Linked DNA regions of Homo sapiens: region 1 is linked to region 2. A link is an interaction called in ENCODE POLR2A ChIA-PET data of the cell type or tissue named here. Cell type or tissue: CD4-positive, alpha-beta T cell. All regions are shown on one strand. Links, peaks and the distances in the headings refer to the core of each region. The heading gives the core; the rest is flanking DNA.

Region 1 (15,961 bases), core at 3,666-11,665, 59 kb before region 2:
GAGGCATTGGCCAGGCGTGGTTGTTCACGCCTGTAATCCCAGCACTTTGGGAGGCTGAAGCAGGCGGAGACCAGCCTGGCCAACATGGCAAAACCCCATCTCTACTAAAAATACAAAAATTAGTCAGGTGTGATGACACATGCCCATAGTCCTAGGTATTCTGGAGACTGAGGCATGAGAATCGCTTGAACCGGTAGGTGGAGGTTGCAGTGAGCCAATATTGCCCCACTGCACTCCAGCCTGAGTGAGACTCTGTCTCAAAAAAAAAAGGAAGAAAAAAAAAAGAGGCACTAGAGCTTGCTGGCCCCCGCCCTGCCCCATCAACCTATGAGTACAATGGTTAGAAGGCAGATGTCTGTAAGCCAGGAAGAGAGCCCTCACCGGACACCAACCATGAGGCACCTTGATCTTGGACATACAGTCTCCAGTAAGAAAAATTTGTGTTGTTTAAGCCACTTAGTTTATGCTGTTTTGTTATGGCAACTGAGCAGACTAAGATGCTGGTGTTGAGTGATTTGATTATGATGCACGTGGGCTGGTTTTGTTTCTTGTGCTTGGGGTTTGTTGAGTATTTTTGGATCTGTTGATATACCCTATCAGGTTGATATTATCTATATTTTTAGTTCTAGGTTGTTTTTAATCTATACTTATTTTCCTTTTTTTCTAAGACAGCAATAATGTTTAGGGGAATCACAGTAACTTCCAAATCCATCACAAGGGTCTCAGTTTGTTTCTTGCTCTCTTTTCGTGAGTGCCTTTTTCCATGAGTGTTTTCAGTTAAGTCCTTGTGTGGAAATGCTTTTCGAACCTTGTATGTCTGATAATATTTTTATTAAATATTCATATTTAAATGATAATTTGGCTGGATATAAAATTCTAGGTTTAACACTTTTTGTCTTCAAAACTATTGCTTTTTTGTGCCTGGTGTTACTACTGAGTATTGTCAGTCTGTTTCTTGATCTTTCAAGGTGATTTACCTTTTTCTCTGGAAGCTTTTAGAATTGTTCTGTGTCTTTGATATCCATGAATTTCCTTTATCATATGTCTAGGTGTGAATTCTTCACCTTTCCTGAGTAGGAAAAGGTTTAACCTGGCCCTACAAGCCATTTAAATGTGAGATTTTTAAATGTTTTCAGACATTTGTTGGGGAAAATTGAAGCGTCTACAAAACTGGCCATCATTGTATTATAGCTCCCCTGGACCCATAGTCGAGCTCCAGAAATTCTGGGCCATCCATGCCCTGCCTTGGATTAATCTATACTCTACCTGCTTCCTCCCTTCCCATATGGTTTCATAGCAAATCTCGGATATGTTATTTCATTTAGATGTCATAATATTCTCGATCTCTGTCATTTTGATGTCGTAATAGTCTTGGTTTCTGTATCTGAAAAGATTGTATTTCTAAAAGATAATGCCATTTTCACAAAGTAATTAACAATAAATACTTCCTTAATAGCAAATATTCAGCCAATGTTCATATGGCTTTTGCTCGTATGGCTTCTAAGGAACAAGTTTATTTGGACCCAGGATTCAAATAAGAGCTACACATTGCAGTTGGTTGGTAAGTGTTTTCAGCCTCTATGAACCTTAGTTTGTAGGAGAAGCTGAGCTGTGTTTGTCTGATGGTTCCTCTTGGTGTCTCTGACATGCTTTTTAGGTCACTAGGTTTGATGAAAGTCAGGTTACAACGTTCAGCTGTTTACAAGACTGTCATGGGTGGCCCTGTGTTCCTCCACCAAGAGGCCTGTTGGGCCTGACTCTTGGCTGTTCACTGTGGTGCTTGAAAACCAGTGATTTTTCTCAGTTCTTAGATTGATTTCCTTTGGGCTGCAAAATGGTGAAATTTAGATTCTGACATTCCTTCTTCACTCAAAGGCCAGAATATTTCCGTAAAGAGAAACTTCTGTTATTTACAACTTGGTACAGGAAAGAAAGTCAAGATGAATATTTAATTCTTTCCATTTATTTACTAGTTTTCAGAACAATAGGTTGAGTCACTGGCCTCCTCCAATGGCAACCAATTGATTGCGTTTCCTCTTTTCCTTTTTCTTCTTTTCTTCTGTCAGTATCATATTTGATGTTTCAGTCCATTTTAGTATTTATTCTTACCGATATTCAGATTGTCCCATTCTTCGCCATTGGGAATCTCTTCAAATTGGCTCGAGTTGTTTGACCATTTCCTGGTTGGCTGTTAGGATAAGAAGTTCTAGGTTCATCCTGGGCATTTCTCCCCTGCTCCAGAATCTGCCATTTCTAAGGGTTTTTTTTAAGTGAGGATGGTGTTTCAAGACCACAGTCTGGGCACTAGGATGCTGATTGCTATTGGGCTGATTGTTGTTTGTAGACATTTTCACTGTACAGAGGTAAGACAGACTTTTAAAAGACAGGATACCACATTTGTTTGTAGTGACATAATCTATTCAGATTCAGAACTGCAGGGTCTGTACTTCATCTCTCTCTCTCCCTCCCTCCCTTCCCTCCATCCCTCCCTCTTTCTCTTTCGCTTTTTCTCTTCTCTTCTCTTCTCTTCTCTTCTCTTCTCTTCTCTTCTCTTCTCTTCTCTTCTCTTCTTTCTCTCTCTCTCTCTCTCTCTCTCTCTCTCTCTCTGTTTTTGAGATGGAGTTTCACTCTTCTTTCCCAGGCTGGAGTGCAATGGCGTGATCTCGGCTCACCACAATCTCTGCCTCCCGGGTTCAAACGATTTTCCTGCCTCAGCCTCTCAAGTAGCTGGGATTACAGGCATGCACCACCATGCCCGGCTAATTTTGTGTTTTTAGTAGAGACAGGGTTTCTCCATGTTGACCAGGCTGGTCTGGAACTCCCGACCTCAGGGGATCCGCTCACCTCGGCCTCCCAAAGTGCTGGGATTACAGGCATGAGCCACTGTGCCCATCCTCTCTCTCTCTTTCTTTTCTTCCTTCCTTCCCTTTCTTTCCTTCTTTTTCTCTTTTTCTTTCTTGGGTTCTCACTCTGTCACCCAGGCTGGAGGCAGTGGTACAGGCATAGCTTACTGCACCTTGGAACTCCTGGGCTCAAGTGATCCTCCAGCTTCAGCTTCCTGAGTAGCTGGGACCACAGGCGCATGCCACTGCACCTGCCTAATTAAACAAAAAAAATTGGGCCAGGTGCGGTGGCTTACACCTATAATCCCAGCACTTACAGAGGCCAAGGCGGGCGGATCACCATGTCAGGAGTTCAAGACCAGCTTGGCCAACATAGTGAAACCCCATCTGTACTAAAAATATAAAAATTAGCCGGGCGTGGTGGGGGGTGCCTGTAATCCCAGCTCCTCGGGAGGCTGAGGCAGGAGAATTGTCTGAACCCGGGAGGCGGAGATTGCAGTGAGCTGAGATCACGCCATTGCATTCTAGCCTGGCGACAGATCGAGACTCCATCTCAAAAAAAAAAATTTTTTTTTCAGAAATGTGGTCTTGCTGTGGTGCACAGGCTGGTCCTGGCCTCAAACGATCCTCCTGCCTCAGCCTCCTAGAGCGCTGGGATTACAGGCATGAGCCACTGTGTCCAGCCTACCTCTTTCATCTACATTTGTATCTCCTCTCCCTCATGAGTGTCCAAGCTCTAGCTATGGTAGAATCAGACTATTAAGTGCTTTTCATTTGCCATATCCCACAGGACTCACGAAGAATCTATATGACAATGCCTTCACTGCTATCAACAATATGAGAGAGTTTAAAAGTTTTTGTTCAGTTATTTTTGTCCTTATTAGATATTTCTGGAAGTAGAGGTTGACCAGTCTAACTTCAGTGTTTTAAAGTCAGCTGCAATAGTTTAAACCAGGGGTGTCCAATCTTTTGGCTACCTTGGGCCACGTTGGAAGAAGAATAATTATCCTGGGCCACACATAAAATACACTAACACTAACGATAGCTGATAAGCTAAAAAAAATTGCAAAAAAATCTCATAATGTTTTAAGAAATTTTACGAATTTGTATTAGGCTGCATTCAAAGCCCTCCTGAGCCATATGAGGCCCATGGGCCACGGGTTGAACAAGCATGGTTTAAACCAACAACTAGATACACATTTAGGCTCATTTGTTTCACTTTATTTTCAATTTTGGGGATTTCTCTTTTATTCAGTTTTGATTTATAACTAAGGAAATATTTACAAGATTCCAAAGTTAGATCTACAAACAAAGAAATATTTAAAGAAATCTAGGACCAACATGTGAGGATAGACAGAGAGAGCTTCTATTCCTTTTACCCCCACTGAAAACAAACAAAAACATGAAACTTAATTTGTTACTTTATAAACAGTCTTGTAAAAAGTATTTTTACTGCTGTCCTTCCTGTGTAGATGTCCACACTGAAGCCGTGCAAGCAGCTTTGGCCAAATACAAAGAGAGGAAGATGCCTATGCCTTCGAAGAGACGTTCTGTCCTTGTGCATTCGTCTGTGGAAACCTACACCCCTCCAGGTATTGATAAACAATGTCAAGTGTGGCTTTTTTTTGAGTGTTTCACAGGCCTGATGTTATCCTATTTACTTCCCATTGAGTTGGAATATCCGTCTGGCCTGTAGTATAGATTGGACGCATTTGGAGATTAAAAATGTTTGCATATGCTCGTATTCCTTACCTGAAAATCTATGGTGTACATAGTATTCTTACCCAAATGGGTACTTGCTTTCTATAAGACTTTTTGTGTGGATCTTAATTTCTTTTACTAAGATGCTATTTATGTCTTTTAGTAAAGAGAAGAACCTAAAGCACTAAGAGGAGCCTAAAATAAGCACTAAGCTAAAGCTTCCTGAATTAGGAATTTTACAGTTATTGTCATCTTATTACCTATAACTTAACAGGTTGTAACCAGGACTTATATGCAACAGTATAAGACTATTTGGAAAGTTTTGCGGTTGATTTTGTTGTTGTTTTATTGTTGGTACCATTAGAAATGAAAACTTTTATATGAGGTTTCTCTCTAGCAATAATGTATTTTAGTCTTCCTGTTAAACTGTACAAGATGTCGATAGTGTCTAATGACTTCACATTCATGAACTTGCATTGTTGTCATATATTTAAAGTATCAAAAATAGTGACACCCATTTTTGGTTTGAGGTATTTGGAGATACTACACAATAAAACCAAACACACCAGATTCGTAAGATGATTTAGTGGTTTTGGTAACACTTTCTTGCTTAAAAGAAGTTTATTGTTGAAAAAAATCTTAGAAATGGCTGTCAAATTATTGTTTTTGCTAAATATAGCTATAGACACTATCCAATTTTAAAATAATGTTTTAATAATTGTAAAACCCATAATGAAACACACAGTCATGCTGACTTGAAGAAACCTTAATGTACAGTTAATTTTGTTGTCTGAAGCAATTTTCTCGGAGAAGGAATTGTTTTTAGGGCTAGTTCACATGACTCCCCTGAAAGGATGCATGTAGACAGGGCTGCGGTTCTCCCATGGCCACCATGTTGTTGCTGGGGCCATGCACAGGCCAGGATGCCTTCTCACTGCCTCCAAGATGTAGGGCCGGGCACAGGCTCTCCCCTGGGTGATGCTGACTGATGTGTGGATATGGTGTCCGACTCTGTGGACATGCAGTGCAGCACTGAATATTCACAGAACACCCCCACTGAGGTATATGCTGAAGCCGTTTAGGAGATCAGAGGCTGTCTTCACTGAGTGTGTCTGGTACCCTGTGGCTGAGTTCTCTCTGGGGAGCTGGGGGCTCATGGAATCATTTTCCCCACAGTAGGGCTTCTTGCATGCCCTTCTAGATTGAGGGTGACCTTTGAGCTGACTGCGTGGCTTTGGGCAGAGCTGTGCCAGGTGTACAGAAGCATGCTGCACACAGGTCTGGGAGGCTCCAGTGTGAGTGGGAACTCCGTCCTCCTCTTGACTCATCCCGATATCATGCCTGTCATCGTTATTTTAACCACAGACACGTCGTCTGCCTCAGAAGATGAGGGCTCTTTACGGCGACCCGGGCGACTCACCTCCACTCCGCTCCAGAGCCATTCCAGCGTCGAGCCCTGGCTCGACCGGGTCATTCAGGGCTCGTCCACCTCATCCTCTGCATCCTCCACCTCATCTCACCCGGGAGGGAGACCCACCACTGCTCCCAGTGCTGCAGCCACGCCGGGGGCCGCCGCTACCACTGCACTCGCAGGCCTCGAGGCCCACACCCACATAGGTCAGTAATAAGCTGCTGCGGCCCCTGTGCCAGCAGAGCGGGGTCAGGAGTGTCCAGGACAGAGGAGCAGATGGAGGGCACCTGAGCCAGGCGCCACCCTGCAGACTTAGCTGCAGGCCTGAGTGCTCTCCAAGTGACTGAGGTCACACAACCCAGATAACCCATACTGGCTTATCTGCCTGAGACATTAAATTGATTTTGAGCTTTTAATAATTGCACTTGAAAGAAATGGGCTAATATTTGGTTAATTCATCATTCAGATTAAATCCCTAATAACCTTTTGAACAATACAGCTCAGTTGCAAATTTTTTCCCCCATCAAGACCTACGTATTTTTCATCTGGGAAATGTCCTTTTGGTAACAAAAGTAGTTGTTGATACTTCTTTAATTTGGCAGTCCTAGTCCTTTGGGGCATGGGGCATTTCTCATAGTCCCCCAGAAGGGTGTGGTGTTTCTCAGTGTCATAACACCTTCCTGCTCTTGAGGGGAAGCTGGTGCATGCAGTAGGTGCAGGGGTAGATGGTCAGCACACATCCATACCTGCTGGTGGCTGTGATCATCACCCTTGACCTGGCCGCCTCTCTGTTGTCTGTGCCTTTCCTCTTGGCTATGTGTTCACAGCTGCAGGCCCATTGGTTGTCTCTGTACCTGGCTGGAATTCTGAGGTTGGGGTAGAGGGCTTTCGCTCCTCCAGATACCAGGTTAGACAGCCTTTGGCCTGAAAAGGTGTCAGTCAGAGCTAATCATATGATGCATGGATCTTTCCCAAATCATGGAATCCTTTAAATTACATTCATCTTAGAGATGAAAAAAGTGTAAACCTTTCATCCTTTGAAATTCTATTTTTTAACTAAAACAGCAGCATAGTTAGCTGTATGTAGCTGGCATGTGAAACCCACATACACTCTTGCACAAGTACCTTAAAATACAATCAGTATTGTTGAAGACTCATCTTAATCCCCTCCTTTTTTTCCCAGATGAGGAAGGAAGAAAAAAAAGTCCAGCGATTGTAACTTGCTTGAGATCAGACAGCAGCCTTAAGTGGTGAAGCCAGGGCTGATACCAGTTTTCTTGATTCCTATTCATTTTCTTTGCTTTTTGTTGCTTTTCTGCCAAAACTGAAAGGTGACACCTGTGACACGCTGGTGTTTGTGCTGGGGTCCCCATGGGTGCCGAGCTCTTTTTTGTAAGACCTCGGTCATTTGGCTGGACTGGGGGCAAGTTGGGTATGTTGGGTGGCCCACAGCTTCTGTCTCATCATCCTCTGTAGTGTGCATCACTGTTGCTCTTCATGTTTTTGTTTGTTTGAGTCAGCACATCTCTTGTGTTTCCATTGAACATGTGTCCTTCTTCTGAGGCGTCCGTCTCAGATGAAAGCTCACAGTGCCCTGCTCTGTCTCCACACTGCTTCCAGCTCATAAAGGAACTGCCAAGACTACAAGGGTAGCAGCAGGCAGCATTTTCCACAGAGAAAGTTTCTCTTAGGAAAACAGCCTGCTCAGATTGTTTCTGTAGCTTTCCTGGGTGTTCCATGGCCAGAGGCTGCTGCCCACCTTTCCTCAAGGTGGTGTACAGTCCATATCTTGAAAACAGCTTTTGCACTGTTGTTTGCCTTCTCTGTTCATCGTTGGTGATTTAACTTTGTAGAAATACATAGTTAACTCCAATTCTGAGGCAGGGGCAGGAAAACAGTAGTTTTAAATGTTCTGTTACCTCATTTCTTCTCCCAGAAGCTCCTTTCTAGGTGAGATGGTGCAGGAGAGCAAACAAAACATTTGTAGTTTGAGTTTATTAGCCATTGCTGAGTCATCTCAACACTGTTTCCGGGTGGGTTAGAAATAAAAGCTTATTCAGCATGAAAAATTAGCCACAGTTCAGAATGTTTAACCGTACAGCCCTCAACTTTCCAGTGATTGTGGGGTGTCTTTAAGCAAAGCATTGAACTCTAATGTGTGTTTGAATTAGATGTTTTCATTCTCTGAAAAGGACTTGGCTGCAATTATTTATAATGTAGGTTTATTACCTATGTTGGTGGAAGACAGCTCCTGACTCCTGCAGATGCAGCTGTAATCATCTCTTCCTTTCTTGTTAGTCCTAGCATCAACATTTTGTGATCAATTCTAATACATTTAAAAAAAATTCTTAACTTGGACTTGATTTAATACTTTGCTTACAGGATTGCAATTTTCTACAGATTGTAGCTACCCACATCCTAAATGTTGGACATAGTTAATTTGAATTTCTAAATCTCAAAAATACTCAACTTCCCTCTTATGACAGAAATCATCCTTTGTTTTAGTTTCTAACACTAGATGTGTCTTCAATTTAAACTAAGGAAAGAAACATGAAAAGAGGAAGAATATATTAAGTAAAAAATTCGAGGTAGAACATATCAGGTAAAGATAATTTTTAAAAATATATCACTTTCAGTTTTGGATTAAGGAAATCAAATACATTAAGCCTTTTTTATACAAATGTAAATACCTATTTTTAAAAGCAGTACTTTTAATTATAGTAGCTTCTTTTAATTATAGTAGCTTATTTTTATTTTGAATGTAGTTTATGTTTATTTTTATGCAGCTTTTTTTTTTATTTTTCCACCTAGAGACAGGGTCTTGCTCTGTCACCCACGCTGGAGTACAGTGGCATGATCATAGGTCACTGCAGCCTTGAACTCCTGGGCTTAAGAAATTCTCCCACCTTAGCCTCCTGAGCAGCTGGGACTATAGGCAAATGCCAGCATGCCTAGCTAATTTTTAAAAATTTTTTGGAAAGATGGAGTTTTTACTGTGTTGCCCAGACTGGGCTTGAACTCCTGGGCTCAAGTGATCCTCATGCCTTGGCCTTTCAAAATGTTAGGATTATAGGAATGAGCCACTGCTCCCAGCCATTATATAGCTGTTTTAAAAAACTACTTGTAGTACATGTATGTATACCATGTATACCTTTTTTTCCATATATACTTTTAAAATCATTTATTCTTTTTGCTAGATTTGGAAGAGTGGGGAAATTTCTTTTTAAACTAAAAGAACCTCCTGATAGACATACTTTAAAATGCTAATTTGATCAGCATCAGGCTTTTTCAAGGGTTGTGAAAAATCTTAACGGTTTAGATTTTTTCAAAAGGTATATTCTGCTATGCAGACAGTGAGTTTGTGCTTTCATATACTTCAGCTTTCTACAAACCTAGTAAAAAGTTACTGCTTTACATTGTACCTAGGAGTACCACAGTGATACTAACAGGTACCTTCATTAAAATATTAAACATTACCAGTTGTCTCTACCTAACATAGACTAGTGTTTATTTATTTATTTTTTTGGAGATAAGATCTCACTCTGTGGCCCGGGCTAGAGTGCAGCGGTATGGTCCTAGCTCACTGTAACCTGGAACTTCTGGGCTCCAGTGGTCCTTTCACCTCAGCCTCCTAAGTAGCTGGGACCACAGGTGTCCACCACCATGCCCAGCTAATTTTTTTTTTTAAGAGATGGGAGCTCACTATGTTGCCCAGGCTGATCTCAAATTCCTGGGCTCAAGTGATCCTCCTGCCTCAGCCTCCCAAAGTGCTGGGATTATAAGTGTGAGCCACTGCACAGCTAGTGTTGATTTTTTTTTTTTTTTTTTTTTTTTTTTTGTGACAGGGTCTCACTCTGTCCCCCAGGCTGGAGTGCAGTGGTGCAATCTTGGCTCACTGCAACCTCCACCTCCCGGGTTCAAGCGATTCTCCTGCCTCAGCCTCCCGAGTAGCTGGGATTACAGGCATGCACCACCACGCCTGGATAATTTTTGTATTTTTAGTAGAGACAGGGTTTCACCGTGTTGGCCAGGCCATTCTCGAACTCCTGACCTCAGCTGATCTGCCCGCCTTGACCTTCCAAATTGCTGGGATTACAGGTGTGAGCTACCATGTTGGCCCCTATGTTGATTCTTATAAATGGGCGAGCATCTGTGTATTCATTGTTGTGGTAGAACACAATTTCTATAGTCATATAGACACAGTGCCTTTCCTAGTGGTAGACCCAATTATAACCATAATTCCTATAGGAACTTACAGTCAGCCAGCATTCTGAACAGATAGATGGACTGTACCATGGAAATAAAACACAAAAATGTACATTCAGACAATGGAAGGAGTGACTTTTACATATGTTCCAGATCTAATGTCTGTTTTTAAATGTTACACCAATTCTACTTTAAGAACTTGATTGTGGCCAGGCGCGGTGGATCACACCTGTAATCCCAGCACTTCAGGAGGCCGAGGTGGTTGGATCACTTGAGTCCAGGAGTTCAAGACCAGCTTGGCCAATATGGTGAAAACCCGTCTCTACTAAAAATACAAAAATTGGCTGGGTGTGGTGGCACATGCCTGTAATCCCAGCTACTTGGGGGACTGAGACAGGAGAATTGCTTGAACTCAGGAGGCAGAGGTTGCAGTGAGCCAAGATTGTGCCACTGCACTCCAGTCTGGGCAGTGATAAAGTGAGACTCCATCTCAAAAAAAAAAAAAAAAAAGGAACTTGATTGTGGTCTCTTAGTTTTGCAGCTGTTTTAACTGGCAGTGGGGGAAGTTTTAATTTCTGTAGTTTTATTCTTTTAGGACTGCAAAGGTTTGGTGTCCAACATACTTTTTTGGGGGTTGTAGTAGTTTGTATGATCCTGGCTGTTTTTTTCATAATGTAACAAAAAAATGTACCAGTGACAATTGATTTCAAATTTGTTTCTGCTTCCTTGAGGGAATTTCTTCCTTCCTTCCTTCCTTCCTTCCTTCCTTCCTTCCTTCCTTTCTTTCTTTCTTTCTTTCTTTCCTTTCTTTCTTTCTTTTTCTTTCTTTCTTTTTCTTTCTTTCTTTCTTTTCTTTCTTTCTTCTTTCTCTTTCCTTCCTTCCTTCCTTCTTTCTTTCTTTTTTCTTTTTGAGAGAGAGTGTCGCTCTGTTGCCCAAGTTAGAGTGCAGTGGTGCAATCTCAGCTCACTGCAACCTCCGCCTCCTGGGTTCAAGTGATTCTCCTGCCTCAGCCTCCCCAGTAGCTGGGATTACAGGCATGTGCCACGACGCCCGGCTGATTTTTGTATTTTTAGTAGAGACGGGGTTTCGCCATGTTGGCCAGGCTGGTCTCGAACCCCTGACCTCAGGTGATCTGCCTATGTCAGCCTCCCCAAGTGCAGGGATTACAGGTGTCAGCCACCATGCCCAGCCCCTTGAGGGAATTTCTAACCAAAATCTCATCAGGCCATTGTGACAGGCAGGTTTACTCTGTGCCTGCCTCTGTGCTGAAGATGGTGGTTCTGAGTCTGGATCCCTTTGAGAATTGAGCCACCCACATGCACGCAGATGTCTGCATAACGTGTCTGGGAGTTCATAGGGTCCCAGTATGCCTTTGGTCAGCCAAGAAAACAAATTAATGAAAATACCACACTCTCCCCACTTAGAACTCAGCTAGTGGAGCTTTAGACTAACGGGGTTTCAAGAGCAGCTTAATACTCATTTGACTTAACAGCCACTTTCATTTTGGGTGTGTTTTTCAAAAGCAGATCTGCATTCTGCCCCTCCTGATGTCACCACGGGCCTCGTGGAGCATTCGTACTTTGAGCGTCCACAGGTGGCTTCTGTGAGAAGTGTTCCTCGGGGGTGCAGCGGGAGCATGCTGGAAACAGCAGATGGTGAGCCTGCCTCTCTTTCTCCTCGTGAAATAGCAGAACACAGGTTTTGTCTTTGGGTATTGAACACAGCTTTAATGTATTCACTGTAGCAAACCCAAGCCAAACGTCAGTTTTAATCCATGCAGATAAATAGAAACCAGTGTGTGCAGTTAATGTTATAGAAAGCATCATGTGGAGAAATAATTGGAAATATCAATGGAATTGGTCAGAGGGGAAACGAGGAGAGTGGGGAGGGAAAAGACTTCCAAATTTAGATAGGATGCAAAGGGCGTTTCGATCTGCAATATAGTAGGGAAATGAGAAGCTGTGGGAAGTTTCTTTATTTAGATTCAATGTGGCAGACAGAATGACTTAGTCAGTGCGAGTGCACACACCCACCTATGACAGAACAGCCCCCTACACTCTCCATCTTCAGCAGACTGTGAAATCGGTGCAACAGCAATCATGGTTTCCCATGTGCAGGCTCAGAGATGTCAGTGTAACTTTCATAATGTCCTCATTTACACCATTTCTTTTTGAAACAGTCTTCAATGTCTTTTATCAAAATCATGTCAATTTTTTTCCCAAAATAATAATTTAAATAAAAATTAAGAGGAGCTCAGAGCTAGGGCCTATCATATATGTTGGTACTCCCAAACAGAGTGTCAGATTTTGTTGAGGGCTTTCATCTCCTTGTCCAGAGGCAGAAGAAAAATACTGAATCAACATGAAGCAGTCTGTACATTGGCTAGACATGTATTTAATTCAATTTATTACTCTTTATATTTAAAAAAATTAAGAGCTTAATTAAAGGGTAATTGACATAATGAATTGCACATATTTAAAGTGTACAGTTTCGGCTGGGCGCGGTGGCTCACACCTGTAATCCCAGCACTTTGGGAGGCTGAGGCGGGCAGATCACTAGGTCAGGAGATCGAGACCATCCTGGCTAACGTGGTGAAACCCCATCTCTACTAAAAATACAAAAAAATTAGCCGAGTGTGGTGGCGGGCGTCTATAGTCCCAGCTACTCGGGAGACTGAGGCAGGAGAATCGCTTGAACCCGAGAGGCGGAGGTTGCAGTGAGCCAAGATTGTGTCACTTCACTCCAGCCTGGGCGATAGAGTGAGACTCCTTTCTCAAAAGTTTTAAGACATTTGTACAGCTGTGGAAAGCATCACTACAATCAAGATAGTGACCATATCCAGCACGCCCAAAAGTGTCCTTGTGTTCCTTGGTCCTCCTCTCTTCGGATCCTTCTGGCTTTCCCCATACACTTCAGGCAGCCACCGATTTACTTTCTGTCACTATAGATTAGATTGCATTTTCTAGAATTTTATATAAAAGGAATCATACAGCGTTTACGTTTATGGTCTGCCTTCTACCACTCTCCATAATTATTTTGAGATTCATTCATGTTCTGTATCAATAGTTTACTCCTTCTCATTGAGTAATATTTCATTAAATGGATGCACCACAATTTGGCTGTTCACCTGTTGATGTGTATTTAGGTTGTTTCTAGTTTGGGCCGGTTACAAGTAAAGCTGCTATGAATAATCAATCTTGTATACGTTTTTGCATAGATGGGTACTTTCATTTCTTTTGGGTCAATACCTAGAAGTAGAATGGCTGAATTATATTGTAGGTGTATTTCACCTTTTTTTTTGGAGACTGAGTCTCACTCTGTTGCCCAGGCTAGAGTGCAGTGGCATGATCTTGGCTCACTGAAACCTCGCCATCCTGGGTTCAAGCGATTCTCCTGCCTCACCCTCCCAAGTAGCTGGGATTACAGGCATGTGCCACCACGCCCAGTTAATTTTTGCATTTTCAGTAGAGATGGGATTTCACCATGTTGTCCAGGCTGGTCTCAAACTCCTGGCCTCAAGTGATCCACCTGCCTTGGCCACCTAAAGTACTGGGATTATAGGTGTGAGCCACCATACCCAGCCTATTTTAACTTTTTAAGAAACTGCCACGCTGTTTTCCAAAGTGATTGTACCATTTTACATTCTCATTATTAGTAGTGAGAGTATCAGTTCCTCCACACCCTTTCCAACAGTTGGTATTATGTTTAAAAAATTTCAGCCATCCCAATAGGCATGTAGAGATATCTCATTACAGTTTCAATTTGCATTTCCCTAACGGCTGATGGTGTGTTGAACATCTTTTTATGCACCTATTTGCCATCTGTGTATCTCTTGAGGGAAAGTATCTGTTCATACTTTTGGCCTATTTTTTTTTTTAATTGTGCTTGTTTTTCTTTCTTTCTTTCTTTCTTTCTTTCTTTCTTTCTTTCTTTCTTTCTTTTCTTTTCTTTCTTTTCTTTCTTTCTTCTCTTTTTTTTTTTTTTTTTGAGACGGAGTTTCACTGTCACCCAGGCAGAGTGCAGTGGTGCGATCTTGGCTCACTGCAACATCCACCTCCCAGGTTCAAGCAATTCTCCTGCCTCAGTCTCGTGAGTAGCTGGGATTACAGGCATGTGCCACGATGCCTGGCTAATTTTTGTCTTTTTAGTAGAGACCAGGCTGGTCTTGAACTCCTCGTCTCTGCCTGCCTTGGCTTCCCAAAGTGCTGGGATTACAGTGTGAGCCACTGTGGCCAGCCAAATTGTGCTTGTTTTCTTATTGAGTTTTGAGGGCTGTTTATATATTCTAGATACAAGTCATCCCATATGAGGTTTATCATTTGTATTTTCTCCCAGTCTGGCTTGCTTTAACAATGCCTTTCAAAGAGCAGATGGTTTACATTTTTATGACATTCAGTTTACCAAATTTTTTTATATATTGTGCTTTTGTGTCATATCTAAGAAATTTTTGTCTAACCCAAGGTCACAAATGTTTTCTCCTATATTTTCTTCCAGAATTTTATAGTTTTAGTTTTTACATTTAGGTAGATAGTTCATTTTGAGTTAATTTTAGCCTAAGTATCAGGTATGAATCAAAGTTTACATTTTTGTATGTGGGTATTCAGTTGTTCTAGCATCATTTATAATAAAGACCATTCTTTTCCCACCAAGTTTCCTTGGCATCTTTAATGAAAATCGGTAGACCATGTTGGAGAGGGAAGGGTCTATTTCTGGGCTCTGGGCTCTGTGTGTTGTTCCGTTTCCTTATTTATCTGTCCTTACACCTCGTATAGCCATGACCACTGTGATTTTCTTAAAATTCTTGAAATTATACAGTTTGAGTCCTCCAACTCTGCTTTTTTTTTTTAATTTTCTGTTCTTTTTTTTTTTTTTTTTTTTTTTTTTAAGACAAAGTCTTGCTCTGTCACCCAGGATGGAGTGCAGTGGCTTGATTTTGGCTCACCGCAGCCTCTGCCTTCTGGTGTCAAGCGATTCTCCTGCCTTAGCCTCCCAAGTAGCTGGAACTCCAGGCAACTGCCACCACACTTGGCTAATTTTTTTTTCTTTACTACAGGTGCATACCAGCAAGCTTGGCTAATTTTTGTATTTTTTAGTAGAGATGGGATTTTGACCTGTTGGCCAGGCTAGTCTAGAACTCAAGTGATCTGCCCACCTCAGAACCCCAATGTGCTGGGATTACAGGGGTGAGCCACTGTGCCCAGCCCCCCATTTTTTTTTTTTTTAAATAGTGACTCTGTTGCCCAGGCTGGAGTTCACTGACATGATCATGGCTCACTGTAGCCTGAAACTTCTGGACTCAAGCAATCCTTCCTTCTCAGCCTCCCAAGGAGCAGGGACTGCAGGCACAAGCCACCACATCCAGATAATTTTTTATTTTTTAAATTTTTTGTAGAGACAGGGTCTTGCTGTGTTGACCAGGCTAGTCTTAAACTTCTGGCCTCAAGCGATCCTCTCCTGCCTTAGCTAACCAAAGTGCTGGGATTACAGCTGTGAGCCACTGCTCCTGGCTGGCCAATGACTTTTTTTTTTTTTTTTTTTTTTTGAGAAGAAGTCTCCCTCTTTCACCAAGGCTGGAGTGCAGTGGCGCAATCTCGGCTCACTGCAAGCTCCGCCTCCCGGGTTCATGCCATTCTCCTGCCTCAGCCTCCCGAGTAGCTGGGACTACAGGCGCCCGCCACCACACCCGGCTAATTTTTTGTATTTTTAGTAAAGATGGGGTTTCACTGTGTTAGCCAGGATGGTCTCGATCTCCTGACCTCGTGATCCACCTGCCTCAGCCTCCCAAAGTGCTGGGATTAC
Region 2 (15,961 bases), core at 4,300-12,299:
AAGAGAGAAATTCTCTTTGTCACTTAGCATAAACCTTGTAGCTAGCTTTCTGAATATTTGTATCTCAGTAGAAGAGTTAAATGCCTCATTCAAGTATGTTTTCAAAATAAAAATTGTAAATAAAATCACGTGATGTTTATATATGAGAAGTCACCAGCTTTTCATTCAGAGTTCCCCCGTTTCTAGAGGTTGGACCAGCCTCAATGATCGTGGGGAACCTGGTTGCTGGGAAGAGAATCGCTCAGGCTTCCGGGAGAGAGCTCGCCCACCTGGAGGACAGCGACCAGGCACGGAAGGTGACAGGCCAGTTCCGGGGACGGGTGGACGGGTGTCTGTGCCCCGGAGGCGCCAGTGAGCAAGTCGCCCTCTCGTGCAGTTCCTGTTCCTGGCTGACGTGCTGCAGTGGCGTGCCCACACCACTCCTGACCACCCGCTGTTCTTGCTGCTGAACGCCAAGGTGAGGCAGTGTCACGCCCACGGGGCTTGGAAACACCTGTGGGCCGGTGGAGCCCTTTGCTTGTCTAGTTCATGGTGCCAGTGTCCTGGTTGTTCTCATGTTTAGAGAACAGGGTGCCTGTGGACTCAGCCCCCGTCCTGGTTGTTCTCATGCGTAGAGAGCAGGGTGCCTGTGGACTCAGCCCCCTTGTCTGGTGCGGTTCTCGCTGCCTGCCCTTTCCTTTCTTGTTTTCCACACATTTCACACAATAGTATTTCTATTGATTTTGTGTTTAGCAGGAAAATTTTTATCAGCTCAAGTTTTTAAAATTAAAAACAGTATACATGTAAATATTCCTAAGTTTGTGAGCTAAAAGGAAATGTTTATTTTGTAAAAAATTAGCCATTTAGAATTTCTACATTTGGTTACAGCTTTTAAATGACAAATGTTGCTTCCTGCCCTGCTCCTGCTGCTGATTTGGAAATTCTCATGTGTTTCAAGTTCCTGTTGTGTGCATTCCACTGTGCTAGGAACATTCAGGATGTCAAGAAGGAGAAGCTGTAATCTTCATATTCAGGTTGTGGGCAGGAATGCGAAATGCGGAAACACAGAAAGTTAAATAACTTAAAACCCTGCAAGGCTTCCTGTCCCACGCACCATACAAGCTGTAAGAACTCTTAAGCTTTGGTGTCGTAAAGAGTAGGTCACTGTGGCTTAGAATATGCTCTTCTAGCTCTTGGTGCTGCTCATTCGAATTAAAAAAATACTTAATGATGCCTACAATGTGCACAGTGCACAGTAATAAGATTAAAAGGACCCCTACTCTCAGGAGGCTTAAAATCAGTCTTTCCTGCTAGAAAACAAGTTCCGTAGGAGAGAGACTTTGTTTTTCTGGTGTATTGGAAGCATCTAGAACCATGCCCAGTAAACATTTATTTTATGATTGATTGAGTTCTAAAGCCTACAAACCAGCCAGTGATTTATCATTGACCAAGGTAAAATCAGCTTATGGTGTGAACCTCAGTATCAATACAGTGGAGTGATGTAACCTGGAGTGCTGGGGAGGGGGCTTTGAATGGAACTGGGTAGCAGGGGCTATGAAGAATGATGCCCAGTGGCTCAAGGCAGGAAAGGAGGCCAGTGTGGTGGGGGCCAGGTGGTCCCAGGTAGGGGATGCAGATAAGGCTGGGGGTCGCTGGGTTTTCCCTAAGGATGCAGTGGGATCCCAGACCTTGCGGGCTTTGAGTCCCAGTCCAGATCTCAGGTTCTGTCCTGATGGGGCCCTGACTCATATGGACTGGCAAAGCTTCCGGGATTTGGAATCTCAGGATCTGCCCAGCCCTTGTGCCTGGACACAGCACATAAGTGCGTCCACTGGTCTCTCTCTTCCACTGCCTTCTGTCAGTAGAAGCCACCAATCGAGAAACAGGGAGTTTTGATGTTACACTGGTCTGCTCTGGAGTTTTATATTTATTAGACTGAATTGCACTTTTTATCTTCTTAAGAAGGACTAAAAAAGCTGCGAGGCCTGGCAGGGGATCAGGGAGGATGAGTGTCCTGAGCAGAGAGGTAGGGTTACCAGGTATTTCTGTTTGCCTTGAACTGGTCACATAGCCCCAGTGCCCCTCAGCAGAGAGACAGGGTGAATGAAGGAGCTGGTGTAGTCAGTCCTAGAGGAGACACACAGATGCCTCTGAGAAAGCCGGTTGCAGATGACACACGCCCAGGCTCAGTGCAGGTGACCTGTGGGCATGGAAAGTAGTACAATTCAGGGATGTTTGCTTATCGCTTATTATGTATTTATAATGGTGTCGTATGGAATATTTTATTGAAAAGGCCAGAAAGGTCTTCTTTACCCACGTGTTTCTGGCTCTGCCCTGGGTGAATGGAGTGCCCGCATCTCTCCCTCTTAGCTGGGACCACACAGGAGATACTTGCATGCCTGTCCCTTCACTGCTAGTGAGAGAGTACAGATGGTGAGAAAAGACACCAGTCGTGGACCATGTGCGGTGGCTTATGCCTGTAATCCCAGCACTTTGAGAGGCTGAGGCGGGCAGATCACTTGAGGTCAGGAGTTCGAGACCAGCCTGGCCAACATGGTGAAACCCCATCTCTACCAAAAAAAAGACACCAGCCGTACGTCTAGGACTGACACATTGTCATTATCATGGACGCTAATCACAAGGTGTCGTGTGCAGTGGCGTGCAGGTGGTGTGCACGCAGATCTGCGAACAGCCCACCTGCACGCACCAGCATACAGATGAGCTCAAAGATCGCTTTCCTAGGGCACCGTCACAAGCACTGCAACCTGTGTCCAGCTGCACAAAAGGGCTGAGAGAGTGGCCGCGGCTCTGATGGAGAAGGGAAGACTGAGTGTTGGGGACCATGTGGCTCTGGTCTACCCACCAGGTGGGCTCACTGTGGGGCTGTCCACCTGCAGCTCTTTGTAAGCAGCCTCCTATCCTAAGCAGCCCCCTAGACACTCCCTCCCCGAAGCATCTTCCAAAACTAAGCTCAGCCCCTCCTCTCTGCATGTGTCTGCCTCCTCAGCTCAGCTACCCCTGTGGAAACCCAGGAGTCACCCATGCCCCCCCAGCACCACCTCCCCTCCTCTCTCGCAGGAACAGTGAACAGAGGCTGGTGGGAGCCTCTTGCGGCCGGCCTCCTCACAGCCAGTCCTTGTCTCCACAGGGGTGGACCTCATTGCCGCGTTCTATGGCTGCTTGTACTGTGGCTGCGTGCCTGTCACCGTGCGGCCCCCGCACCCTCAGAACCTCGGCACCACACTGCCCACCGTCAAGATGATCGTGGAGGTGCGCCTACCTGGCCCGCGGGTCAGAGTCTGTGAGTGGGAGGCTGCAAGGCTGCCCTCCGCTGCCCCCTTTTCTGGGCAGCTTGAGAGGCCCCGCCCACCCACCCTTGGCCCCTCGCCATGCAGGTCAGCAAGTCTGCATGCGTCCTCACCACGCAGGCTGTCACACGGCTGCTCAGGTCCAAGGAGGCTGCTGCTGCCGTGGACATCAGGACCTGGCCCACCATCCTAGACACAGGTGCGTGTCCTCGCACTGCCCAGGACCAGTCCCTTTTCCTTTCTTTGTTGTAGGTGTGGTGTGGCCTGGCTGCCGTCCAAAAACACACGTGAGGCAAGAGCAGTCCTGGCAGGAGCCTGGCTGACAGCAGGGGGTGCCCCGGGCCCTGGTGGGGAGTAGGGGTCCCTGTCCCATGTGTAAACCCACGCTCCACTCAGCCCACAGCAGCCGCACCCAGTCCCAAGTGGTGTGGAGCACAGCCTTGCCCCTCTCACCCGCCTCCTACTGGCATGGGGGCTGGCAGCTCTCTGAGGCTTTCTGCAAACGCTTTGAGGACACAGCTCCCACCGCATGCCGCCACTCCAGCATCCCTGTCCCCATCATTGGTGAATGCTGTCATGCCCCATGAAATGCTGAGGGCCAACAGGGTGAGGGTCAGAAACCCCCCTGGCTCCCCTCTGCCGTGGACCTGTCTCAGCCTGGGCTGGATGGGGCTGGGCCAGGGCAGCTGGTGTAGGGGAGGGCAGGCTCAGAGCCAAACAGCTGGCCAGGGCCCCAAAGCCTCACGGGCTTGCCTCAAGGGGAGCGGTGCCTGCCCTGCTGAGCCTGTGTCCAGTTGCACCCAGGGAGGCAGTGGTGTCTGGCTCATGGGGCCACGAGAACTTGATGAAGCACGCAGAACCCAGAGCCCGTCCACAGCTATTCTTGCTGTGGTCGGGACTCGGCTCATCTGGGCTTTGCCATAGGCTCTGTGACTTTTGGCAAATCCCTAGTCCTCTAATCTTTCCTACTGGTCAGTGACGTGATGCCTCCCCTCTTCGCCCTGCCTCGTCCCCCATCCCCACAGGCTCAGTGTGGTCTTGGTGGGACCGGGTAGCGTTTCCATGAAGAATGAAATACGCTTTCCTGAGCACGCACAGCCTGCATCGTCACGGCCCCACTCCCGTCTGAGCTCACTCTCTGCAGGACTCCCAAGGACAAATCATGTGTCGCCTCTTGCCTGTGAAAGCCCAGAGCGTTCAGAATACATGTGGGAACACTAATGTTGCTGGTGTCTCCTGTTTAACAGATGACATCCCAAAAAAGAAGATAGCAAGCGTTTTCAGGCCCCCCTCCCCCGATGTCCTCGCATACTTGGACTTCAGCGTGTCAACCACTGGGATATTAGCGGGAGTGAAGGTAGGTCCTCTGAAATCTTGTTTGCTTCAGCCCCTAGAAATCAGGAGGAGTGGACAGAAAGGATGTCAGATGCAGATTTAAACTGACAGGTCCTTCTTATGCAAAGCACAAAGCAACAATTTTGCTTCTTAAGATTTGTGTTAAATACCAATAAATGCTAAGATGTGATTAGCCTGAGAGTAATGCGTTTTCTGATGCATTATGGTTATGTCTAAACTTTCTGATTTATGACTGTCTAGCTTACAGGAACTGGTGGCTTTGAAGAATCTCTTACCTTGCTGGGAGTCAATAGCTCAATTAAAATTTTTCAGGCGGGGCGTGGTGGCTCACGCCTGTAATCCCAGCACTTCGGGAGGCCGAGGCGGGTGGATCACAAGATCAAGAGATGGAGACCATCCTGGCCAACGTGGTGAAACCCCGTCTCTACTAAAAATACAAAAAATTAGCTGGGCATGGTGGCAGGTGCCTCTAATCCCAGATACTCAGGAGGCTGAGGCAGGAGAATTGCTTGAACCCGGGAGGCAGAGGTTGCAGTGAGCCGAGATTGTGCCATTGCACTCCAGCCTGGGCGACAGAGCAAGACTCTGCCTCAAAAAAAAAAAAAAGAAAAAAATTTTAAAAATTCATTACCCTGAAATTTTGTTTCAAAGATTTTTAGTGTACCATTTCTTGGGTATTATTTAGGTTATATGGGGATTTGAGCCAACCGTCTTTTAAGGAAATAAATATGATGTTTGGTAGTTCGGAGCTATGGTCTAGCCATGTGAACAGCGGACACTGCCATCCACCCTCTCCCCTCCTGAATTTCATTTCACTTTTTTTTTTTGAACTTTATTTTACTCTTAAGATGTCGCACGCGGCCACAAGCGCCTTATGCCGCTCCATAAAGCTGCAGTGTGAGCTGTACCCCTCGCGGCAGATCGCCATCTGCCTCGACCCCTACTGTGGCCTTGGTTTTGCCCTGTGGTGTCTGTGCAGGTGAGTGCAGGGCCCCTGCTGCCTGCCAGGTGGGAGCAGCTCGTGTGGCTCTTAGGAACCTTGGCCTTCTAAGGCACCTTTTCTGGGTGCTCAGGAAGCCGATGAGATGTGTGTGAGTGGGTTTGTTTGGGGATGAAGTGGGTTGGAGTCTGAGTCTGAAATTGAGTGAAAATACATTTTTCATTAAATACACTGTCCGTTATCAGTACTTGGGAAGAATCTGCTTGATTCCTTCAAACACTAGAAAGTGGCGATCCGTCTCTAGAAGTGAATGCCTCTGGAGTGGTGTCCCCGGATCCTCTCCAAGTGTTCGGAGCAGAGCTCAGAACCCCGTGCCTGCCATCCCCCAACCTTCACCCTGTGGCATGTTTTCCACCAAACCCCCCCACTTGGCGTCAGAACAGAAATCATGCCCCTGTTGTGGCTGGAAAAGAAGTGTTCTTGAGGAAGGGAAGAGTGGAGTGCCCAGGGTGCTGGGTGGGCGGGCGGAGCCTCACGAGCCTTCCCTCTCGCAGTGTCTACTCGGGACACCAATCAGTGCTGGTGCCCCCGCTGGAGCTGGAGAGCAACGTGTCCCTGTGGCTGTCGGCCGTCAGCCAGTACAAGGCCCGCGTCACCTTCTGCTCCTACTCTGTGATGGAGATGTGCACCAAGGGCCTAGGCGCACAGACGGGTGTCCTCAGGGTGAGTGCCCAGACCCGGGCTTCTGAGTGTGCTGCAGACCACAGCCCTGGGAAGTTTAAAAACAACAAAACAAAACAAGACTCCCAAGGCCCCTCCCTGCAGTTGGAGGAAGTAGAGAAAACCCTTTCCCACTAGGGGCCCTATGTACACATCTGTCCTCCCACGGCCCACCTGTCTCTGCAGCTCCACACCCCGCAGGAGAGGAGGGTGGGGGGTAGGGCAGGGTCCCTGCGAGATAGCGGGGTGGAAGTCTGGCCGCGTGGGAGGGCAGGTGTGGGATGCAGGTCAGATGGGAATCGTTTAGCGCATCCACACGTAGGATTCTGTGGAACAGACACAGCCTGCGGAGAGGAGGTTGGTGTCCAGCTCCACCTCTGTGTGCCCACCCGGAGATTTCCCAAAACAGTGCCCAGGGCCCTGGCAACTCACTGAGCTGTGGCCGTGGCCTGACCGCTCACCCCTCCCGCAGATGAAGGGGGTGAACCTGTCATGTGTGCGCACGTGCATGGTGGTCGCCGAGGAGCGGCCCAGGATTGCGCTGACCCAGTCCTTCTCCAAGCTCTTCAAGGACCTGGGCCTGCCGGCCCGCGCCGTAAGCACCACGTTCGGGTGCAGGGTCAACGTGGCCATCTGCCTCCAGGTGAGGTGCCTGGGGCTGCGGTTCTCGAAAGCTGGCTGTTGGCAGCATGGAGACCCAGTTTCCCAGTTGTTAATGTGCCGTTTTGTAGCCGCCTGATCTATTTCTCCTTCTCTGGGCCTTTGATATCTCATTTCCATGTAACATTTTAGCTTCAAGGGTTTTATTTTTAAAGATGTTCTATTCTAGTTGGAGAAAGGCTTATTTGGAAAAAAAACACATTGTTTTTGAACAGTGACTAATAACTGTAAGACTCTCTAAGTTAGATATAAAACACAGCTAAGTTCTTAAAGCAAGATTGAACTTACTGTTTTAAGATATCTAGCAATATTAAATTGAAACATTAATAAATGTGGTAATTTGTGTTGACTCAAATTCATTTCTGAAACCATGAAATGTCTTATTAAAAGGAAGCACCAAGTTTCAGGCCAGGAGTGGTGGCTCATGCCTATAATCCCAGCACTTTGGGAGGCTGAGGCAGGCGGATTACCTGAGGTCAGGAATTCGAGACCAGCCTGGACAATATGATGAGACCCCGTCTCTACTAAAAATACAAAAATTAGCTGGCTGGTGGTGCGCGCCTGTTGTCCCGGCTACTTGGGAGGTTGAGGCACAAGAATCGCTTGAACCTGGCAAGAGGAGGTTGCAGCGAGCCAAGATCTCACCACTGCACTCCAGCCTGGGTGACAGAGCGAGACCCTGTCTCAAAAAAAAAAAAAAAAAAAAAAAAAAAACATAGGTAGCACCAAGTTTCAGAGATTGAAGAGCTCACGGCAGTTCTGTTTATTGCTTCCTCAGATAGCTACAGCTGTTGCCCAGATTTTGTACTAGTATCTCAATTTCATTTCTTTCTAAAAACATCTTAAAACCAAATGGCTTTTTAGATAACCCTACATATTGAACGCCTTATTCACCCACATAGTACAAGAATAGCTGGAAGGAAATGGCACCTGTCCGTGCCAGAGCAGGGCTGAGTGCAGGTCTGTCTCTGTTTCCAAAGTGTTTGCTTGGCCTTGTGCCTCCCCATCACAGTGGCAGTGCACGCAGGGCAGGGCGGGGGCTCTGCTCACACCCTCTTCACCACAAAAAGACCCCTGACCACTCAAGCCTCAGACCCTTGTCACGCAGCAGAGGAGATCGGGCGGGAGCCTTTTGTGAGCTCGCTTCCTGTGTAGGCTGTGGCTGAGCGTGGGTGCCGGCCTTTGTGTTAGCGGCTCTGCGTCTGCAAGCCTGGGGCCTCCTTGCTAGACGTCGGAAGGGTATGGATGCCACACATGATTGCAGAAATGATGTTAATGGGATGTTCACGTTTGCTCTTTAAGATACAGAGGTGGGTTTTGCTCTCTCTTTCCCTGTGTTTCTCATGTGGCTGCTGCTTCTGTGTGTGTTTCCTGTGGCTGTCTCCTCCCTGTCTCACTCTGCTGCCTCCTTGGCCTCTGTCAGCCCAACAGGCTGGGAAAGCTGGCTGAGCAGGTATGACCTTGACCTTGACCTTGTTGGTGCCTCTGTGCTTCCCCCTCCCATGAGTTCATGTGACTTTCTCGTGAATTCTAGACAAACATGTTTCTTTTGCTGTCTTACTTTGTTCACAGTGGATATTACTTGACATATTACAAAAGCTCCCTTGTAACCAAATTTAAAAGTAAAACTATTTTCAAAAAATGTTAATGCTCATAGCATTGCCTTGGGAGGAAGGGCTGTGTTTAGTTCCAGTGCAGAGGTGTTTAATTCCAGTGCAGACACAGGTTATGTTGTCTGGGATCTTTAAGGGTGATGTTGATCAGAGTACTCATTTAATTGATGTTCCTTATTGAATAAAATGACACATAATGTCCTTTAGTCGGGATTAATGTTAACTGTAAGATTCAGAAAGGAAGAGAGTAGAAAGGTGAAGGCTGCCATCCATCTCACCTGAGTGAGTCTCGGCTGCGAGCAGTCCCCGGTAGAATTAGGCTGGTTGGTGAGAGGCAAGGCCCTGCCTGACAGCATGGTGGAAATGCCCCTCAAATCCTAATGGTGTTTTCATCACAGCAAGAGACCAGTGGGAATAGAAAGTTGTTAGAACTGAAATGTAAAGTGGCATGATTTGGTGTTTTCAGAGTCATTGAGTGTTTCGCTCAATATTATCAAGCTCTGTGGATGTTTGGATGGAAAGCATCAGACTGCCTGGGGGACCTTGAACCCCTAGGCGGACTCACTGCAGGGAGCAGAGCTGCTACCTTCTTGGGTGTCCCCGGGGGCCAGGGAGGAGCTGCCATGCAGCTGTACCTGTAGAAACAAGATGTTAAGTGAGGCCCCTGAACAGAAGTTCCTCTGCTGCTCTCCTTCCAGGGCACAGCTGGCCCGGACCCCACAACCGTCTACGTGGACATGCGGGCACTGCGCCATGACAGGTAATGCTCCCAGCCTGCCTGGGCCCCATGGATACCCAGTGGCAAAGTGATGCAAACCAGGTCTGCACTGACTATGCACCCCCGGGACCCAGGCATTAGAGGACGGCGGGGCCAAGTCAGGCCTACCGGGACACCTGGATGGGCACATGAGAGGACAGCTGGCTACATTGGGCCATCTGCACCAAGAGGAAGAGGAGAGCTGTGTGCCCCACTCCGGGCGTGCCTCCCAGGGGAGCTCAGTGTCTATCTCTGTGCGCCCGTGTCCCCAGGGCTGCAGTTAACATCCCTTTATCTGTCACACAACCAGGAAGAATAAGAGTGGCCCCTGTGACATTTGGTTCTTTAGAGGGACAGGGACAGAGAGAAGACAAGTAACCCATCTACTGGCAAGAACGTTTCTTACCCGATGACCCATGTGACATTTGGTTTTTAGAGGGATAGGGACAGATAGAAGACAAGTTATCCATCTACTGGCAAGAACGTTTCTTACCTGATGCTGTCATAGGATCTGACTTAGTTTCATCTTGATGAACGATGGTGGTGCATACAGTGTGTGCTTGCTGGTCTGTGGTCAGATGTGTATCAGGGCCCCTCCCAGCTTTGAAGCTCAGATCCCAGTCCTGGATTCTCAAGTATGGCCACACTGTAGCTTGATGTAAACACTAGGTTTAGCTTACTGGGTGCCAGGGGCTTGCTGGGTTCAGGGAGGACCTAAACGAAATGTAGAGTGAGCTGCTGTGAGCACATGGGGTGGGTGGCGAGTGCATGCGGGTGGCGGCACTTGGGACCGCAGCGTGGTTGGGGTGTCCCTGCCATTCATGGCAGGTGTGCTGTGGAAAGGTTGACATCCTGACTGTTGTCAACAGACCCTCAGAGTGATCATTTCCAACGTCATGATCTGCCCTTTCAGACATTACTACCTGTGTAGTAAATTTTGTACTGAAATTGTTCCCTTAATTTTTAGGGTTCGTTTGGTAGAACGGGGTTCTCCGCACAGCCTGCCATTGATGGAGTCTGGAAAGGTAGTGGAAACCAAGACGCGTGCATTCTGAGTCGCGTCTGAGACCTTTGTCTGAAGCATCACCCCGTGGAGGGTGCTGGGGGCTGCGGCTCTGATGAACACAGGTCGACTTCTGGTTGGGGTGGGCTCGGCTGCTGCAGAAGTCTCCTTCCCTCCTTTGTGGCTGGTATATAGAATTACTTAGTTATGTTTTTAAACACACATCTGAGCTCAAAGCCAAGAAAGGGAGAAGTTCAGGTGCAGGAATAAAGAACTCCCGCTGGGTGGGTGGCAGGCCTCAGGCCTCTGGGGCCAGGGCCATGGAGGGGGGTTCCGGCCCACCCACACATTTAGAGTTAAATGGAGTGGCCCTGGCCCTAAGTTGGAGATGGCAAAATCTCATGCCCTAGTTTAGGGTGTCAGCAGGGAAGAGGCCCCCAGACCCTGTCGGGGATCTGGGGGATCCTGAGATGGCCCGAGGACTCCCAGGAAAAAACTGAGATGCTGCAAGAGGTCAGCAGACATAGGCACAGAACAGCATCCTCTGAACCAGGAAGGGTTCAAAGGAAGGAGGAAAAGCCACACAGCCCAGGAAGGCAGCATGAAGAGTAAGCCAGGCTTGATATGAGTCGGGGACCCTGGTGCCTTCACAACCGCAGAGGCAAGGGAAGGAGCTTGGCCACCCTGACTCCGTTCACTGCCATGGCCACAGCCACCTGTGGGGAGTCAGAGAGGGGTCCAGAGAGGGACCCAGCCAAGCCATGTGATGTCCAGGATACAGACTCCTGCAGGGCAGCAGGGGTGAGACTGCGGACAGAAGGCACAGCTGCTGTGAGGGTCTCGAGGTGGGAGCTACAGGGAGGCCAGTGGGACTGGGCTGAGTGTGGGGAGCAGAAGGAGTGCGTGAGTGAGTGAACTCACATGCAGGTGCAGGGGCTTGAAAAGCTCCCTTCCCGTGTCCCCTGTTACAGTCACTTCAGGCGGTAGACCAGCCGAGAGTGGAGTCGGGTGAGCTTAGTGGACAGCACATCTGTGGGAGCCGTGGGCTGCTGCACGTCCTCCCTTCTCTGAGCACAGGGACATGTGAGCCGCCATCGCACACAGCTCTGCATCATCCTTGGTGTAAACTCAGCGGGTTTCCCTGGGTCATGGGGCCTCCACGTCGCTCTTTTCCCTGCCCTGCCATGTACAGCCGCACTGTAATTGTTTAGCTCACCCCCTTTTATTGGACGTTCTTTCCTATTTTGCTGTTACAATCACTTGGGCCTGATAGGTTTGTGTCCTGGAAAGAGCTCTGGTTTTGGGGCTCAGCTGGGACATGCAGGGAGAAGATGGAGGCTCCAACAGCATCTGGGGAAACAGAACAGTCCCACTCCGCCGGGGAGGGTCTGGCGGTAACCGTAGCTCACACCTCCCTGTGGCCCGTCGTCCCCTCCTCTTGCCTGCCCTGAGCCTGCAGTGTCATTGCCCCCATTTCATACGTGAGGAAACTGAGGACACAGAACAAGCATCCAGGCCTTGTGCAGTCAGGTGGTCTGACCTGAGCCCAGTGAGGGAACACTGGGACCGGGCCTGGGAGGCCAGGTAAGAGATGGTGGCCTCTTGCCGTCCTGAATTGGCACAGAGCCAGTGCTCAGTGGTTGGACTGACTCGGAGTCACGGGCAGGAAGAACTTCCTCATGGTCAGGTTCCTGGCCAAGAACTAGGACAGACATGTGCCTCCTGCAGGGCTGGGCACAGCAGGGTCACTGCACCCCTGGATGGATGCCCATCAGGTGCGCTGGCATCACCTGGCTGATTGTCTTTGTAGGCTTAGTGACCCTCTGCCCCTCCTGACACCCAGAGACGGGATCCCTTCTCAGGAACTGGAGTCATTTTGCTTATTTCTATTAACATCTCTTATTTCTTTCAAAATTCAAAGTCAAATTTGGAGCGGCCTCTAAACTTCCTGACCTGACATGAGCACATCAGTCCTGCAGGCCAGCTTCTGAGGGACGTTATTTTAATGTCACTGAATCAAGAGAGTCTCGTGTCATGTTTTCTTTAACAAGGGACATAGCTCTCCTCCTTCCAGATCCTCCCCGGCGTGAAGGTCATCATCGCACACACCGAGACCAAAGGACCCTTGGGAGACTCACACCTGGGAGAGGTGAGCAGGGGCCCATGGGAGGGGCTTGAGCTCTCCAGCCTCACCAGCTTCACCTTCCTTCCCTTTTTGCTTCAGATTTTGGAATTCTAAACTTGCCTTTGGGAATCTACCAGAAACCATTTGGCCCTTGCCCCGTGTACCTCCCAGACCCAGTTCCTATGTAGGATTTTGGGGTACTGTGGGACAAACTGCCTCATCCCTAGGTTGACCTAACCAAGAGAGGGGAACCCCTAGGTTTGAGGGCACTGACAGGTGAGAGGAGCTGCACAGGAACCAGTGGCAGTGTGGAAAACAGCTACCTTGTGCAGGACCCAGCAGCTGCTACGTAAACGTGGTCCCTGGCACCCAGGCAGGAGCACAGACACGGGGAACTGGCAATAGGGAACTCTGCACCAGAAGAGTTCAGGGCCTCCACCTGCAGCTGGGAGGTTTGGGGAGCTCAGAGCCCTTGTCCTGAGGACACAGTGGAGGGTGCGGGTCTCCCTGAGAACACAGAGGCTATACAGGAATCCGTTGGGTTGAAATGTCTACATGTATTGCACGTACATCTTGCTGTAATTTGGGACAGGCATGACTCATTATTTACAGGCAGTGGTGGCAGCTTGACGTGCAGTCCCGAATGTGCAGATTGATCTGTTGTCATGGGAGCATAAGGACTCACGTTCCTAGTCCTATCCTCTTGGGGAATGTGCTGTCAAATTGATGTCTTCAAACCAGGCGGGCACAGGCATCATTTGTGAGCTCTGCTGTGAAGCCAGACTGGGGGCTTCCAGCAAGCCGTGCCCAGAGGGAAATCACTCAGCCTCAGCTGGCTTCTCCTGACTGGGACAAGGGTGTGAGCGTGCGGGCCCTCAGGTGGTCTTACCGTGTCCTGATGGGAAGGTGTCCTGGGTCCCAACCCTGAGTGTGGCTGGTGTGAGGGACCCTCCCCTCAACCGTCCCACTTCCTGCACAGCCAAACCCAGGTCTGTAAGTCAAGGGTGTACCCCCAAGAAATGGAGAGTCTGAGCCAGGCATGGTGACCCACCCTTGTGGCAGATGCTCAAGGGAAACGCCCCTATTGGCCACCCCGTTCTCCTCTTTCAGACGCTGCCATGCAGGGGCGTCTTAGAGCCAGTCGAACTGACCGTGGGTTCTGGACGGACTCTCTCTAGAAGGGCCCCATGACACTTGGTCCTGCAGGCACAGGCCTCTGGTCCCTTGGTCTCTGCATGGATGCACAAAATGCTTACGTGTGTAGATATGAGGGTGCACACAAACACGTGGACAGGTGGATACACACACGTGAACACGGATAGCGGACGCACACACACGCGCGTGGGGCTGACGTTAACCCTGGGATGTGCCGTCTGTTTTCAGGGCCTCTGTCTTACTGTGAGTCTGAGCAGCTGCACGCTCTCCACTCTGTAAGAACCCTCATTCCTTCAGCCTGTCCCTGTTGTGGAATGTGGGTTGCTCCCGGCCCTCTCTTATTACCAACAATAGTTGGATGTGAGGAAGGTGGAATTGCCCCTCTCGACTTACCCACGTAGGATAGAGTCCTACAGATGACATTCTTGGGTCAAAGGAAGAAACACAGTATTTAAGGAGAGAAAAGTTCTGTTTGCTTTCTGTGCCTGTAATTTAACTTAGTTCATAAAATAAGAGACAATGAATATTATCCGCCCCGACTTCGTTCAGTGTTTTCTGGAGCATTATTCTTGGCCAGTGGATGTCTCGTGACAGAATCTGAACTCGGTGGTTGGTAACACATCACATTCTTGTCCTCTGGGCCCACCAGATCTGGGTAAGCAGCCCCCACAATGCCACCGGGTACTACACCGTTTACGGGGAGGAGGCGCTTCATGCCGACCACTTCAGTGCCCGGCTGAGTTTTGGAGACACACAGACCATCTGGGCAAGGACCGGCTACCTTGGCTTCCTTCGGCGAACAGAGCTCACTGATGCCAGTGGAGGTGAGGGGTTGTGGTGAAGCCCTGCGTGAGTGCTGTGCGGGGAGGACCTGGGCTCCCCAAGAGCTTAGTCACCTGCTAGCACACCTCACTCCTTGCTGTGGTCTGGTATTGCTCCTTGTGGGGGGAAGATGTTCTGACAGCAGTTTTCTCTGAAAATACTGTTTTCCCTCCATGACTGCCCCTCACTGTCCTTGGGCCCTTGGCCTCTGCTGAGGGCGTGGGGGACGGTGTTGGTGATAAGGCTACCAGGCTTCTCCCCGAGGCCAGACCGGTCTCTCTGCCGCTGTGTCTTTACCAGTGGCTTCCCCATGCACAACCCATTTAAGGTTGTGGTCAATGTCCAGAGGACTCTGTGCAGCCACCACAAGCTGGCCAGATAAGGCAGAACTTTTGGTAGCTCCTATAGATGGTGTCCCGTTCACAGAGATAAGTTATTTTTAATAATACGCTCACACTTGCTGTAACTTTCCTGAGGTGGTTCCGTGCTGCAGAGATAACAGCCTGCTCTGCCAGGACCTCCATCACCCTTTCTGCACGTGGTGTGCGACCTCATGATGTTTCAGTTGAGACCTCCCTGTGCCTGAGAGCCCCTGGTTGGGCTCAGAGGATACGAATGTCCAGACTCTGCATGCCTTGGCTTTCTGGGCACGTGTAAACACACACTGTTCACAGGGCGGCACGATGCACTGTATGTGGTTGGGTCTCTGGATGAAACTCTGGAGCTCAGAGGCATGCGGTACCACCCCATCGACATTGAGACCTCTGTCATCCGAGCACACAGGAGCATCGCTGAGTGGTAAGAGCCCAGGTGGAGGGCGGCTTCACGTGGTCCCTCCAGCCCTTCCTCTGGGCATGAGTGCTGTGCATCGGTTGGAGCAGAGCAAGGACTGCTGGGCCCTGGGCACAGGCCTCCTGCATTGTCACCCTGGTCTGCAGTGGAGCTGGGTGCCATGTAGATGAGCCCTATCTACCTTGGGCATTGCCAGAGAGGGCTGAGGACTTCTTGTGGGTTCTCCCTCTGGATGTACTCTGCAAAACATGGTGCCAGAGCACACCTCACTGCCTGTGTTTGGGTTTGGCTTGTTTTTTTATCTGTTTCCTTATCAGTGGTAAGCTAAGAGATTGTCCCCAAATGCACAGGCAAAATGTAGATTTCCACAGGTCTCATCCTGAAGTGTTTCTACTTTTAATATGAGTTTCTCACATGGTTGTGACTCCTGATTCCTTCACCTGTAGGGAACTTGTGTTGGGACAGGTACAGCTTTCAGCATCAGATAATGCTCTGATTCTCAGTAAAAGCTTTAGTTGGAATAGACATCCTGTAAAATGGATCTGGCCTGATCTTTAGATTGTAAATGGCCTTAAATAGCTGTGTGACATTGGTGGGCTTCACTCTTCTTTGTGCCACCCTTTCCCAAGCATTCATTGGCCCCTGTGACCTGTGCCTGTATCCATGTGACCCAGTCTGTCTTCTCTCTGCAGTGCCGTATTCACCTGGACCAACCTGCTGGTGGTGGTGGT

What was found. ChIA-PET counts read pairs that join two places held together with the same protein. Peaks named below come from ENCODE experiments on the same cell type or tissue, not always from the same donor. Only the 100,000 strongest peaks of a DNase experiment are listed, where the experiment ranks them.
Region 1: POLR2A ChIA-PET joins it to region 2 with 5 read pairs; 7 of 35 experiments call an interaction of 5 or more read pairs at or near these places.

Annotation. Positions count from the first base shown.
Region 1 is chr21:46,492,673-46,508,633 of GRCh38, forward strand. DIP2A (disco interacting protein 2 homolog A) reads left to right here. Exons shown (of 38, transcript NM_015151.4): 4 at 4,316-4,435; 5 at 5,910-6,161; 6 at 11,689-11,817. Among named protein-coding and RNA genes, the nearest start is that of DIP2A-IT1, 38 kb to the left of the region's middle. RefSeq lists an enhancer at 7,760-7,899. In CD4-positive, alpha-beta T cell, for the core only: no CTCF peak of the experiment used is centred there; no DNase peak of the experiment used is centred there; H3K27ac peaks cover 419 bases.
Region 2 is chr21:46,551,448-46,567,408 of GRCh38, forward strand. DIP2A (disco interacting protein 2 homolog A) reads left to right here. Exons shown (of 38, transcript NM_015151.4): 24 at 187-296; 25 at 377-457; 26 at 2,722-2,845; 27 at 3,128-3,249; 28 at 3,375-3,486; 29 at 4,535-4,644; 30 at 5,492-5,622; 31 at 6,138-6,306; 32 at 6,776-6,946; 33 at 9,275-9,336; 34 at 10,301-10,358; 35 at 12,411-12,485; 36 at 14,266-14,440; 37 at 15,113-15,236; 1 more. Among named protein-coding and RNA genes, the nearest start is that of S100B, 46 kb to the right of the region's middle. In CD4-positive, alpha-beta T cell, for the core only: no CTCF peak of the experiment used is centred there; a DNase peak (open chromatin) is centred at 8,294; H3K4me3 peaks cover 1,513 bases; H3K27ac peaks cover 3,330 bases.